Regions from separate parts of the Homo sapiens genome. Here region 1 is linked to region 2. A link is an interaction called in ENCODE POLR2A ChIA-PET data of the cell type or tissue named here. Cell type or tissue: Panc1. All regions are shown on one strand. Each heading gives the region's core, and the rest is flanking DNA. Links, peaks and the distances in the headings are about the cores only.

Evidence for each region. Peaks named below come from ENCODE experiments on the same cell type or tissue, not always from the same donor. Only the 100,000 strongest peaks of a DNase experiment are listed, where the experiment ranks them.
Region 1: POLR2A ChIA-PET joins it to region 2 with 10 read pairs; 2 of 35 experiments call an interaction of 5 or more read pairs at or near these places.

What each region holds. Positions count from the first base shown.
Region 1 is chr10:114,788,454-114,794,632 of GRCh38, reverse strand. It overlaps a transcript of ABLIM1 not described here. Among named protein-coding and RNA genes, the nearest start is that of FHIP2A, 30 kb to the left of the region's middle. In Panc1, for the core only: no CTCF peak of the experiment used is centred there; no DNase peak of the experiment used is centred there; H3K27ac peaks cover 1,274 bases.
Region 2 is chr10:114,567,684-114,573,862 of GRCh38, reverse strand. ABLIM1 (actin binding LIM protein 1) reads left to right here. Exons shown (of 23, transcript NM_002313.7): 4 at 2,457-2,566. Among named protein-coding and RNA genes, the nearest start is that of ABLIM1, 88 kb to the left of the region's middle. In Panc1, for the core only: no CTCF peak of the experiment used is centred there; no DNase peak of the experiment used is centred there; H3K27ac peaks cover 857 bases.

The DNA.
Region 1 (6,179 bases), core at 537-5,536, 220 kb before region 2:
TTCAGCATTAAAAAACATCAGCATCAAGAAACCCCAAAAAACACAAATATGTATCCTCAATTACTGATGTTACTCATTTTTCTAGTTGTATCTCATTTTTCAGAAACCTCAGATGTTCATAATCAAACTTACATTTGTAAATTCCTTTGATTTTTTAAATGAACCTATAAATGGTTCTTAGTAAAAATTCATTCATTCATTCAGCAAAACTTACTGAGTACTTATTATGTGCCAGGTACATTTTTTGGTTGTTGGGCATATGGGAATAAATAAGACATACGAAGTCTATGTTTTCATGGCACTTGCATTGTAATTGGGGATGAGAATCAATAAACAAAAGAGATATAATATATCAAATGGTGACTAAATGTAGTGAAGAGAAAATGAAGCAGGGTAAGAGGATAGCGAACACGAATAAGTAGAGGGGTCAAGCTATGTATGTATCTGGGACAGAAATATTCCGGAGAGGAAGACTAGTGCAAAGGCAAGTTAACCAAACCTAGTAGGTCCAGACACATCCAGGAGACTTGTGTAGCCACAGCAGAGTCCAAGAGGAGATGGGATCCATGGAGAAGCAGCGGCCAGACTGCATGGTGCCTACAGGAGATGGAAAGGAATTTGGTTTTAGCTTGATCACTTCTGGCTGCTGCGTGAAGAGACTACAGGACTGTAACTGCAGAAGCAGTCCAACTAACTAGAAGATGTGCAAGAGATTTATTAAGAGGAACACCTGTGAGGGGAGATGGAGAGGGTGCCAGAATAGGGTTTGAGAGCTTTCAGACTGCAATGCAGGTCTGACCCTGGTAATAGACAGAGGGAGGGCAAAAGGATGGACGGGAGACTTGGAGACTACAGTACAGCTCTGTGAAAGTTTGGCAAGGCCAGTAGGGAGTCCTTGAGCCCAAACTACCCATCAGAGGAGTCTCCCATCTCCCAGTAATGGGCCTGCTCCTGTGTTCCTGCCACACTCAAGTCATTAGCTGGGAGTAGCCTTTGGGACACCCAGCCTCAGCAAGAACACAGGGATCAAGATTTCAGGTGCAGGAGCTGGGGCCACTGTCAATTATGCTGCACTATCAGCATAAAGTGCAGCATAAAGCTGCACTGCTTTTATAAATACCTGAGGCTGGGTAATTTATAAAGAAAAGAGGTTTAATTGGCTCATGGTTCTGCAGGCTGTACAGGAAGCATGGTGCTGGCATCTGCTTGGTTGTGGGGAGGCCTCAGGAAACTTACAGTCATGGTGGAAGGCAAAGGGGGAGCAGGCACGTCACATGGCCAAGGCAAGAGAGTGAGGGAAGGTGCCACGCACTTTCAGACAACCAGATCTCATGAGGATTCACTCACTATCACAAGGACAGCACCAAGAGGATGGTGCTAAACCATTCATGAGAAATCTGCCCTCCTGATCCAGTTACCTCCCACCAGGCCCCACCTCCAACATTGGGGATTGCATTTCTTTTTTTCTTTTTATTTTTTTTGAGATGGTGTCTCACTCTGTCGCCCAGGCTGGAGGGCAGAGGCGCGATCTCGGCTTACTGCAACCTCTGCCTCCCAGGTTCAAGTGATTCTCATACCTCAGCCTCCTGAGTAGCTGGGATTACAGGCATGTGCCACCATTCCTGGCTAATTTTTGTATTTTCAGTAGAGATGGGATTTCACCATGTTGGCTAGGCTTGTCTCGAACTCCAGACCTCAGGTGATCTTCCCACTTCTGCCTCCCAAAGTGCTGGGATTACAGGCATGAGCCACTGCACCCAGCTGGGGATTACATTTCAACATGAGATTTGGGTGGTGACACAGATCCAAATTATATCAGATCTCCACATAGAGACATTGATAAAGCAGCTGAATATAGAATCTGGGTTCAAGGGAAAGGTCCAAGCTGGAAATATAAATTTGAAAATCATCAACATATGAACAGTATTAACAGTCATGGGATTGGATTGGTTTACCCAAGGAGCCTCATGGATGGAGGGAAGAAGAGGATCAAGACCTGAGAAGGAGAAGAGGAGAATCCCACAGAAAGAAGAAGGAGCAGCCAGCAGGAGGTAGGGGAACCACAAAGCAGTGGTGTCCAGGAAGCCAAAGGAAAAAGTTGTCTGAAAGGATAAATTCTCTGTTCCTTATTCTACTTCTTTATTCTTGATATCTATTAAATGAAAGTTATCTGATGTATCAGTATCTTGCTAAGTGGGCCTACTAAATAATCAAGAAGGAAATAAAGCTTATAAGAATACTGACTTTGTGACCAATTCAAAACCTGTGTCCACCATTCACTCTGTGTCCTTGGGCAAGATTCTTTTTTGTGTGTGACAGGGTCTGGCTCTGTCACCCAGGCTAGAATGCAGTGGTGTGATCTTGGCTCACTGCAACCTCTCCCTCCCAGGCTCAAGCCATCCTCCCACCTCAGCCTCCTAAATAGTTGGGACTACAGGCATGTGCCACCACACCCAGCTGATTTTTGTCTTTTTTGTAGAGATGAGGTCCCACCTTGTTGCCCAGTCTGGTCTTGAACTCCTGAACTCAAGCAATCCGTCCGCCTTGGCCTCCCAAAATGTTGGGATTACAGGTGTGAGCCACTGTACCCAGCCAAGATTCTTAACCTCTATTTGCTTCCGTTTCCTCATTTCCACATTGGGGATTATAGAATTGCTAAGAGGATTAAGTAAGTTAAGAGTTGTAAATGATTATTGAGACAGTGCCAGGCACATGGTAAGTGCTTAATACATGTTACATATTATTACATAAGGCATACTGCAATGAAAGGTCAATTTTACTATCTCTCAAGTTTTCTGATGGTAGCAGCTAGAGTGTAAGGGTTCCTTTTAGATTTCATTTCTCTGATTGGGGTCTTCATGTATTCTGTATTTCTCTTTTCATGGTTTTTCCTTTTTATATATTGAAATAAGAGTAATTTAAAAAATCTGCACAACTCCTTGTATTTGAAGTTTTGTTGTTGTTGTTTTGTTTTCTTGTTTTTGTTTTTTTTTTTGAGACGGAATCTTGCTCTGTCGTCCAGGCTGGAGTGCAGTGGCGCAATCTTGGCTCACTGCAAGCTCCCCCTCCCAGGTTCACGCCATTCTCCTGCCTCAGCCTCCCGAGTAGCTGGGACTACAGGCGTCCACCACCACGCCCGTCTAATTTTTTGTATTTTTAGTAGAGACGGGGTTTCACCATGTTAGCCAGGATGGTCTCGATCTCCTGACCTCGTGATCCGCCGGCTTTGGCCTCCCAAAGTGCTGGGATTACAGGCATGAGCCACCGCGCCCTGCCATATTTAAAGTTTTTAAACCAGCCACCAGCAGAGGCCTTTAAAAGCAGACGATGAGCCTGGGCAACAAAGCAAGACCCTGTCTCTACAAACAATTTTTTGTTTTTTAAGTAGCCCTGTGTAGTGACACAGGCCTGTAGTCTTAGCTACTCAGGAGGCTTATGTGGCGGGATCAGTTTAGCCCAGGAGTTCGAGGCTGCCATGAGCTATGATCGCTATGATCGCTCCAGTACACTCCAGCCTGGGAGACAGAGTGAGACCCCATCTGTAAAATAAATAAATGAATAAATAAAATTAAAGCAGATCATGATTTGGCAGATTTTTTTTTAAAAAGGATAAATAATTTCATAGAACAGTGTTTTTAAAGCTTTTTGGGGTTACTGATCCCTTTGAGAATCAGATAAAAGTTCTTCCCTGAAAAATGCATTTACAAATACATGTAATTTTAATTACAATTTTAGGGCATTTGTGTGTCCTTGAAGCCAACCCTTGAGTCTTCCAAGGCAACCATGAAGTCAGATTTTGAATTGACTGCAAAGTCCACGTTCTTATAAGCTTTATTTTCTTATTATTTAGTAGGTCCATTTAGCAAAATCTCAACACATCATGAATTTTAAGTCATTCACATGCTTCTAGTGTAAACAAAAAGGAATTTCCCTTAGAGAAACCTCAATTCTGAACCAATTAAGTTGGAGAGAAAAATAAAATGATTCATGGGAAATGTGACCTGTGCACTCAGGGCCCTGCACTCAGAAGGGTCCACACCTAGGTTAATGCTGTTCTGTTACCATGTTGAAATTTTTAGTAATTTTTGAGCAAGACGCTTCTTATTTTTGTATTCCATAGGGCCTTGAAAATTATATAGCCAAAGAAACACATAGACACACAATTTAAATTCACTAGGGTTTTTCTCTCTTTGACATTTAAACAAGAACACAAAGTAAACAGGAAATACAATTTCCAATGTCTTTTAAAGATAATGTTTTTATATAAGTTGTGTGTTCTCACTAGTTTTTTCTTCTTGAGGTAATGTATTAATTAATCACAATCTGCTCTTATAATTTTGACATTCACTTTAAAACTCCAAAGGGAAGATGTGATTAGGTATTAAAATTATCTTAAACAATATTAAAAGATAGACATATAGGAACCTCTATATTCCAGGCCAAACTACCTAAGCAAAAGAAAGATTTTGATGTTAGTAGAAAATATTTGCAAACTATACATCTAACAAAGGTCAAATATCCAGAATATGCAAGAAACTTGAGGCCGGGCCAGTGGCTCACGCCTGTAATCCCCACACTTTGGGAGGCCAAGGCAGGTGGATTGCCTGAAGTCAGGAGTTCTAGACCAGCCTGGCCAACATGGCGAAACGCCATCTCTACTAAAAATACAAAAATTAGCTGGGCGTGGTGGCATGCACCTGTAAATCCAGCTACTCCAGAGGCTGAGGCAGGAGAATCGCTTGAACCCAGGAAGTGAAGGTTGCAATGAGCTGAGATCATCATGCCACTGCACTTCAGCCTGGGGGATAGAGTGAGACTCTGTATCCAAAAAAAAAAAAAAACAAATATACATGCAAAAAACAACCCGATTAAAAAGTGGGCATAGGACATGGACAGACACTTTTCAAAAGAAGATATACATGTGGCCAACAAGCATATGAAAAAATGCTCAATATCACTAATCATTGGAGCAATGTAAATCAAAACTACAATGAGATACCGTCTCACACCAGTCAGAATGGCTGTTAAAAAGTCAAAAAATAACAGATGCTGATGAGGTTGCAGAGAAAAGGGAACATTTATACACTTCTGGTGGGAGTGTAAATTAGTTCACGAGTTTACCTATGTAACAATCCTGTACATGTACCCCAAGTCTAAAGTAAAAGTTATAAAAAAAGATTTTGATGTCAATGGGAAGCTCACACTAAGGCAATAAGGAGCAAGATGGTAGCAGAGACATGAATGGTCGTACATGCCTATTAAGATGCTTGGACCCTCTCCTGAGGCCATAGAGACCATCGAAAGGTTTTAATTAGCAGAGTATGGTCAACATCATTATCTGCATTTTTTTCTTTTTTCTCTTCTTTTTTATTTTTTTTGAGACGGAGTCTTGTTCCGTCGCCCAGGCTGGAGTGCAGTGGTATGATCTCGGCTCACTGCAACCTCCATCTCCCAGGTTCAAGCGATTCTTCTGCCTCAGCCTCCCAAGTAGCTGGGACTACAGGCACGTGCCATCACTCCCGGCTAATTTTTGTATTTTTAGTAGAGGTGGGGTTTCACCATATTGACCAGGCTGGTTTTGAGCTCCTGACCTCGTGATCCGCCCACCTCGGCCTCCCAAAGGGCTGGGATTACAGGCATGAGTCACTGTGCCTGGCCATTATCTTCATTTTTAAGGGTTGCCAGATTTAGCAAATAAAACTACAGAATGCCCAGTTAAATTTGAATTTCAGATAAACAATGAATAATTTTTTGGTACTGGTGTATTCTATGCAATATTTGGTACATACTTACCTAAGAAGTATTAGTTGTTAACTGAAATTCAACTTTACGTGAGCCTCCTGTATTTTATCTGGCAAGCCTATGAGGTTTTGTTTTGTTTTGTTTGTTTGTTTGTTTGTTTTTTGAGACGGAGTCCCACTCTGTCACCCAGGCTGGAGTGCGGTGGGGCAATCTCGGCTCACTGCAACCTCCACCTCCCAGGTTCTAGCGATTCTCCTGCCTCAGCCTTTGTAGTAGCTGGGATTACAGGCACACGCCACCACGCCCAGCTAATTTTTGTATTTTTAGTAGAGACGGGGTTTCACCATATTGGTCAGGCTGGTCTCAAACTCCTGACCTCAGGTGATCCGTCCCCCTCAGCTTCCAAAAGTGCTGGGATTACAGGCGTGAGCCTCCTT
Region 2 (6,179 bases), core at 715-5,714:
TGGGCTGGCATGGAGCCCCAAGTCCCAGTCTTACTTCCCAGGTTGAATTGAGACCTATGTGATTTAGCTTTTTCCAGACAATTGCCTCCACCTTAGAATGAGAAGCTGTGAACTAGATGCGAGTCATTTTTCAAGCCTCGCTCATCACTGGAATCTCCTGGATGGGTGGGAGTGGACTAGAGATGGGAGTCTCTCCACAAAGATCAATTTCTAGCCTATTTTCCCCCAAAACCTGCATGCTAATTTAGTAGTTTCTGGAGGGTTCTCATGTATGTTGTCAGTCAGCCAGGTTGGAAGGCCGTGTTCCCAGTAAACTCTAAGAGCCCTTCTGATCCTGACCCTGAGAGGTCATTGCTTTGAAGTTGGTATAATGATAAAAAACGATTTATTAACTATGGCCCTGTCCCTGGACATTTGAGCCAGCAAAGGAGCACTTACTGCTACTGCCTCTACTGCTGCCGAATGACGATAATTCTGTCTGAATTGGGGCCTCCTTTTTAGTTGAGAAGTTATATTCATACAGAAGTTAATTTCACCCTCTTAGCAATTCTTTGAAGGGAACCAGGAGTTAATATCTCTATTTATGAGTGACTTTGAGGCTCACGGTTTAAGGGACATTCCCAAGTTAACGTTAGAACTCAGGTTTTCTAACTCTAAATCCAGGTCTCTTTCTATTATAAACATTCATGCAAATAAAAGAAGGAAGTTATCCAGTATGGGCAGAGGATATAGGGAGGGAGGAAATTACTGAAAAGGGCCATTTACAAAACAACAAAACCCACCCTTCAGAAGGCCCAGCCCAAGTTGAGAACTGGATTCTGGCTTGTCCCATAGAGGATTCGTGTGGGACTTGGGTCTAAAATAATAAGCTTGGATGGGAAGGAAGGCTTGGGCTTGGGTGGGGTAAGCGAGGTGCCTCTGGGCATGCAACAGGTAAAGGGCACTTATTCTCAGGGTCCTGCAAGTGCAGGGTCAGCCACGGAGCACGAGTGCCTCTTTAAACGCTGTGTCTGGGTCCACTCCTGGCCTGGTCGGAGGCAAAAGAACCTGTGCGTGTTGTGTTGAATGGATCCTTAACTTCCTGACTCCCTCCTTACAGAACAGATTTAAGACTTGTTCAGGTTTAGCTAATGAGTGTGAAGCAGTAGGGCTACTGGCATCCAGCAGAGGGTGATTTTTGATTCTTAAAAATAAAACAAGTTCTAAGTTGGTGGATGCCATCTGCACCTGCCTATGGCTTGATCTCCCTAGCTGGTCAGTCCAGGCATGTCACTTCACCTCTCTGAGCCTTCACTGTACTGCCGAAAGTGACACAGCATCACAAGTGGAGAGGACACCACCTCTCCTCGGGACTTCTAAAATGTAAGGGTGTAAGAATTTAAAACTCTCTGTGATGACTGGAGCCAGCCACATTTGTGGGGTTAACTCCAAATTTACCTATATGTTGTTTATTACAGTTAATTGCCAATTGTTAGGCTACTGAGGGGCAACTTAAAGGGAATGTAGCAGCTGTGGAAGTAAAAATGAATGTCAAAAAGCTGGTACTTGCTCTTAAGTAATTGCTTCTAACTAAGATTTGTGGTGATGTTCAGCTTGTGAGTTTCACGTTTCCTAATTGGCAGCATCACACATTTGAAAAATCACTTTAATGAAGATTATTGGTACATAGGCCAAGGGCAAGTGAGTGGGCATGGAAACTGTCATATGTCTGTTCATTAATGACTTGTTTAAAGGGCTCTCTGCCTGGTGACCTGGGAGAAGAAACTGATTATCTACATGCAGAAGGCAATATTTTTGCAAAATGTGCTGCTATTGATGAATATCTACTATGAAGAGAAATTGTCTTTCTGAAAAGAAGCTAATATGAATTCTTAAACAGATATTTACAGCCTGTCCCATTTCTCCCAGTTTATAAGGGACTGGGTCTCCAGCACCATGAAACGTTCCGTTCACCCATGTAGGTGTCCAGCACAAAGTCTAATCCTGCATAATCATCACAGAGGTCTAGGCACGGTCCCAGGGAACTGAAAGACCCACTGCTTACTGCTTGACCTGTAGCCAGGTCTCCTGGGGCAGGGCCTTAAGCTTCACTGGGAATTCATGGTATTTAAAATATTTTTTCATGAAGGACTTTCCATTTGGAAACTTACTGTTCTGTGTGCCCTGCTAGATCACTTGCTGGAATATCCCTTCACTAATGAATGGAGGTAAATCATTCCATTTTACTACCTGGTTGCCCTTAGAACCAGTACATTCCCCTTTCTTCTCAAAATGAGGCACATTTATTTGTTTGGACTGTCTCCAGCTGGCTGGCTTGGTTATGACTGCATTTCAGACATGTTGGCTGCTGCTTCTCCAAGAAATAAATGGGCACCGGAGGGCAGCAAGCAGAAGGAATAAGGAAAAGGAATGAAATTGCTGCAATAACCTTGAGGGCGATGTCTTTCTGCCTCCAGGCGCCCGTTTCCACCCGGAGACCGAGTCACATTCAATGGGAGAGACTGCCTTTGTCAACTCTGTGCACAGCCGATGTCGTCCAGTCCGAAAGAAACCACCTTCTCCAGCAGTAAGTGCCCCGGTGACCCACTGACGTGAATACCTATGTAGTCCAGAGGTAGCTCAGGCAGGTGCCTTCCTTTTTGAGAAACGCTGTTAGCTGGAAATGAGAGTCATCTATCTACTTGAATAGATATTTCTCCAAAGATGACATTAAAATGGCCAACAGGTACATGAAAAGGTGCTCAATGTTATAAGTCATCAGGGAAATGCAAATCAAAACAACCATAAGATACCAACTTATACCTGTTAAGATAGCTATTATGAAAAAGACAGGAGATGACGAGCATCAGCCTAGGTGTGGAGAAAAGGGAGCCCTTGAACACTGTTGGTAGGAATGTAGATTCTTGACGTAGGCATCATGGAAAACAGCATGGAGGCTCCTAAAGAAATTAAAAATAGGCCAGGTGTGGTGGCTTATGCCTGTAATCCCAGCACTTTGGGAGGCTGAGGCGGGAGGATTGCTTGAGCCTCATTTAAAAACAGCTTGGGCAACATGACAAAATCCCGTCTCTACAAAAAATGCAAAAAGTAGCTGTGTATGATAGTGCACGTCTGTAGTCCCAACCACTTGGGAGGCTGAGATGGGAGGATAGCTTGAGCCTGGGAGGCGAAGGTTGAGGTTGCAGTGAGCTGAGATTGTACCACTGCACTCCAGCCTGTGTGACAAAGCTAGACCATCTCAAAAAAAAAAAAAAAAAAAAAAAAAACCCAGAAAAATAGAACTACCATGTGACCCAGAAATTCCTTTGCATACACAAAAATATCTAATATGTGAAAAAAATTAAAGTAGGAATAAAATTAAAGCAGAATAAAAGAGCTGCACTTATATGGGGCAGAGAAGACTTCTCTCAAATATGACACCTAAGGAGAGGTTTGAAGAAAGTGTGGGAAAAAGCTGCACATATATCTGGGGACTTGTCATTATTTACAAGGTCTTGTCTGACCTGTCAGAATCCATAGAGAACCTACTTACCCCCAAATAAAAAGAGTGGCCAATTGCACCATTTCTTCTGGAAAATAACATCGAGTAGGTCAGTTAACACACATTTGAAGTTGATGCATTATGAACTGTGGGCACCAAGCAAGGAAGCTCTACTCCCATCTCTTTCCTGGGACATTAGGAAGTGAACTAGAGGTTTGCCTTGGGTTCTGTGGCTTTTGCCAGTCCTTGGGAGATTTGGAATAAACCTCTTTAAGCCCTTAAGTGAGTCTTAATACGTAAGGATGAGATAAACCACTTCTGCACCAGAGAAATTCAGTGCAATTTATAATAGTGATTCCAAATCTTCCTATTAGAGAGAAGTGTTATACTTGTTAAAAAGAAGAATGTTCTGACTAAAGCATTTGCATAGAAATTGGATTTTTGACCATTGGGAGGAAAGAAGAAAATACACATATTAGCACATGTTATTCAGCACACATGACTGGATCCTTGGCGTGTGAATTTATGTGACCTTCCGACAAATAACAGCAGCTTGGGTAGGATGACAGCTACAAAGCAAGGCACCATCCTAGACCCCTAGTAGGGTTTCAACTCCTTCACCATTCTTGCTACCCTGCCCCAAACACAAGAGATACAGTTAGCCTCTGGTCACTGGGAAGGTAACCTCCAGTGGGAATTGTCACCCCATTATTTGGGAGGGCTTGCTTTGAAAGTACATTACCAAAAACTTTGAAGGAATTCTTGTCCAGTTAAGAAAAAGAGGCCCTGTAATCCCAGCACTTTGAGAGGCTGAGACGGGCAGATCACGAGGTCAGGAGTTCAAGACTAGCCTGTCCAACATGTTGAAACCCCATCGCTACTAAAAATACAAAAATTAGCCGAGCGTGGTGGCGGGTACCTGTAATCCCAGCTACTCGGGAGGCTAAGGCAGGAGAATCCCTTGAAACCGGAAGGCAGAGGTTGCAGTGAGCCGAGATCGCGCCACTGCACTCCAGCCTGGGCAACAAGAGCAAAACTCCATCTCAAAGAAAAAAAAAAAAGAAAAAGAAAAAGAGGCTTTTATGATTTTTATGAGTTCCAGAATATGGTGATAGCTGTAGCAGAGAACACGTCCACAAGGCCCATCATGGGAATGGCTGTGTCCTCATTGTGAAGTCCTTTAGTCCAACTATGTTTTTTGATAGGTGGGGAAATTGAGGCCCACGGGCATACTTAAGGTCACATAAGCTATCTAATAAGATAGGGTCAGATGCACGTCTTTTGGCTCCTGGTTTTTTGCTTGCTCTCTCTCTCTTTTTTAAATCTAATACTCTTCATTGTTTGGTTTAAGATATAGAAGCATGATATCTTTTAAGGCTTCCAACCCTCTCTGGCCATGTAATTTGGGAACATGTTTCCTAGTCACAGCTCTACCGAAATGTTGATTCTAATTTTTATTAAATTTCTTTATCTATATTTTGTTTTTATATGGCATACATGTTATGCACATGTAAATGAAAATTAAAAACATAAAAATATAATCTAACTCAAAGCCATTGCATGTTTAATATTATATTTAACCATCATTGCTTATGTGCAAATTGTTGGGCCAAGTTGTATTTTCTCCTTTGCTTCCAATGGATGAAATCCCATTTCTATGCAACTGCTTTGGTCAGGACATCTTTATTTTTAACAAGTACTTGTCTATTTAAATAAGTACTCAAATGGCATTTATGGGGTGTGTGTGGGTGTCTATAAAAAAGAAAGCTCTTTTATATAGATACACACTTGCAAATTACCCAGACTAGACAGGCACACAAATATTAGAGCAATGGGAATTTCTGGCAAGTTTCAGAAATTCATTGGAGCATAATTAGAAAACACTTGTTTGCTATTCGTGACTCTTCAAGAATTGCCCTATACTTTAAAACTAGCCTGTGTGACTTTAGTTCCTCTTTTATGACTTTTTAAAAATTTTTAATGTTTTTTTAAAAATTCCAGGGTACATGTGCAGGACGTGCAGGTTTGTTACATGGGTAAACGTGTGCCATGGTGGTTTGCTGCACCTGTCAACCCATCACCTAGGTATTAAGTCCCGCATGCCCTAGCTCTTTTCCCTTTTTAAACTTAGTAAAACTTCCTAAGTGGAAGTAGAAAGTAGCCTTTTTTTTTTTTTTTTTTTTTTGAGACGGAGTCTTGCTCTGTCGCCCAGGCTGGACTGCGGACTGCAGTGGCGCAATCTCGGCTCACTGCAAGCTCCGCTTCCCGGGTTCACGCCATTCTCCTGCCTCAGCCTCCCGAGTAGCTGGGACTACAGGCGCCTGCCACCGCGCCCGGCTAATTTTTTGTATTTTTAGTAGAGACGGGGTTTCACCTTGTTAGCCAGGATGGTCTCGATCTCCTGACCTCGTGATCCACCCGCCTCGGCCTCCCAAAGTGCTGGGATTACAGGCGTGAGCCACCGCGCCCGGCCGAAAGTAGCCTTTTTTAAATGTGAATCTCTCCCTTGATAATGTTCACAGAGTTGGTGAAATCTACCAGAAAGCCAAGGCCAAGGTCCTCTTTCTCCTTTGAAATATCCTGTTCAGAAATGAGTTTGCTCTTCTGAACCACAGTTTTATTTCACATTCTGTGACTGGTTTCCCATCATCTCTAAATAGGAGGGGAAGACAGCAGATAGGTAGAGAAATACGAGCAA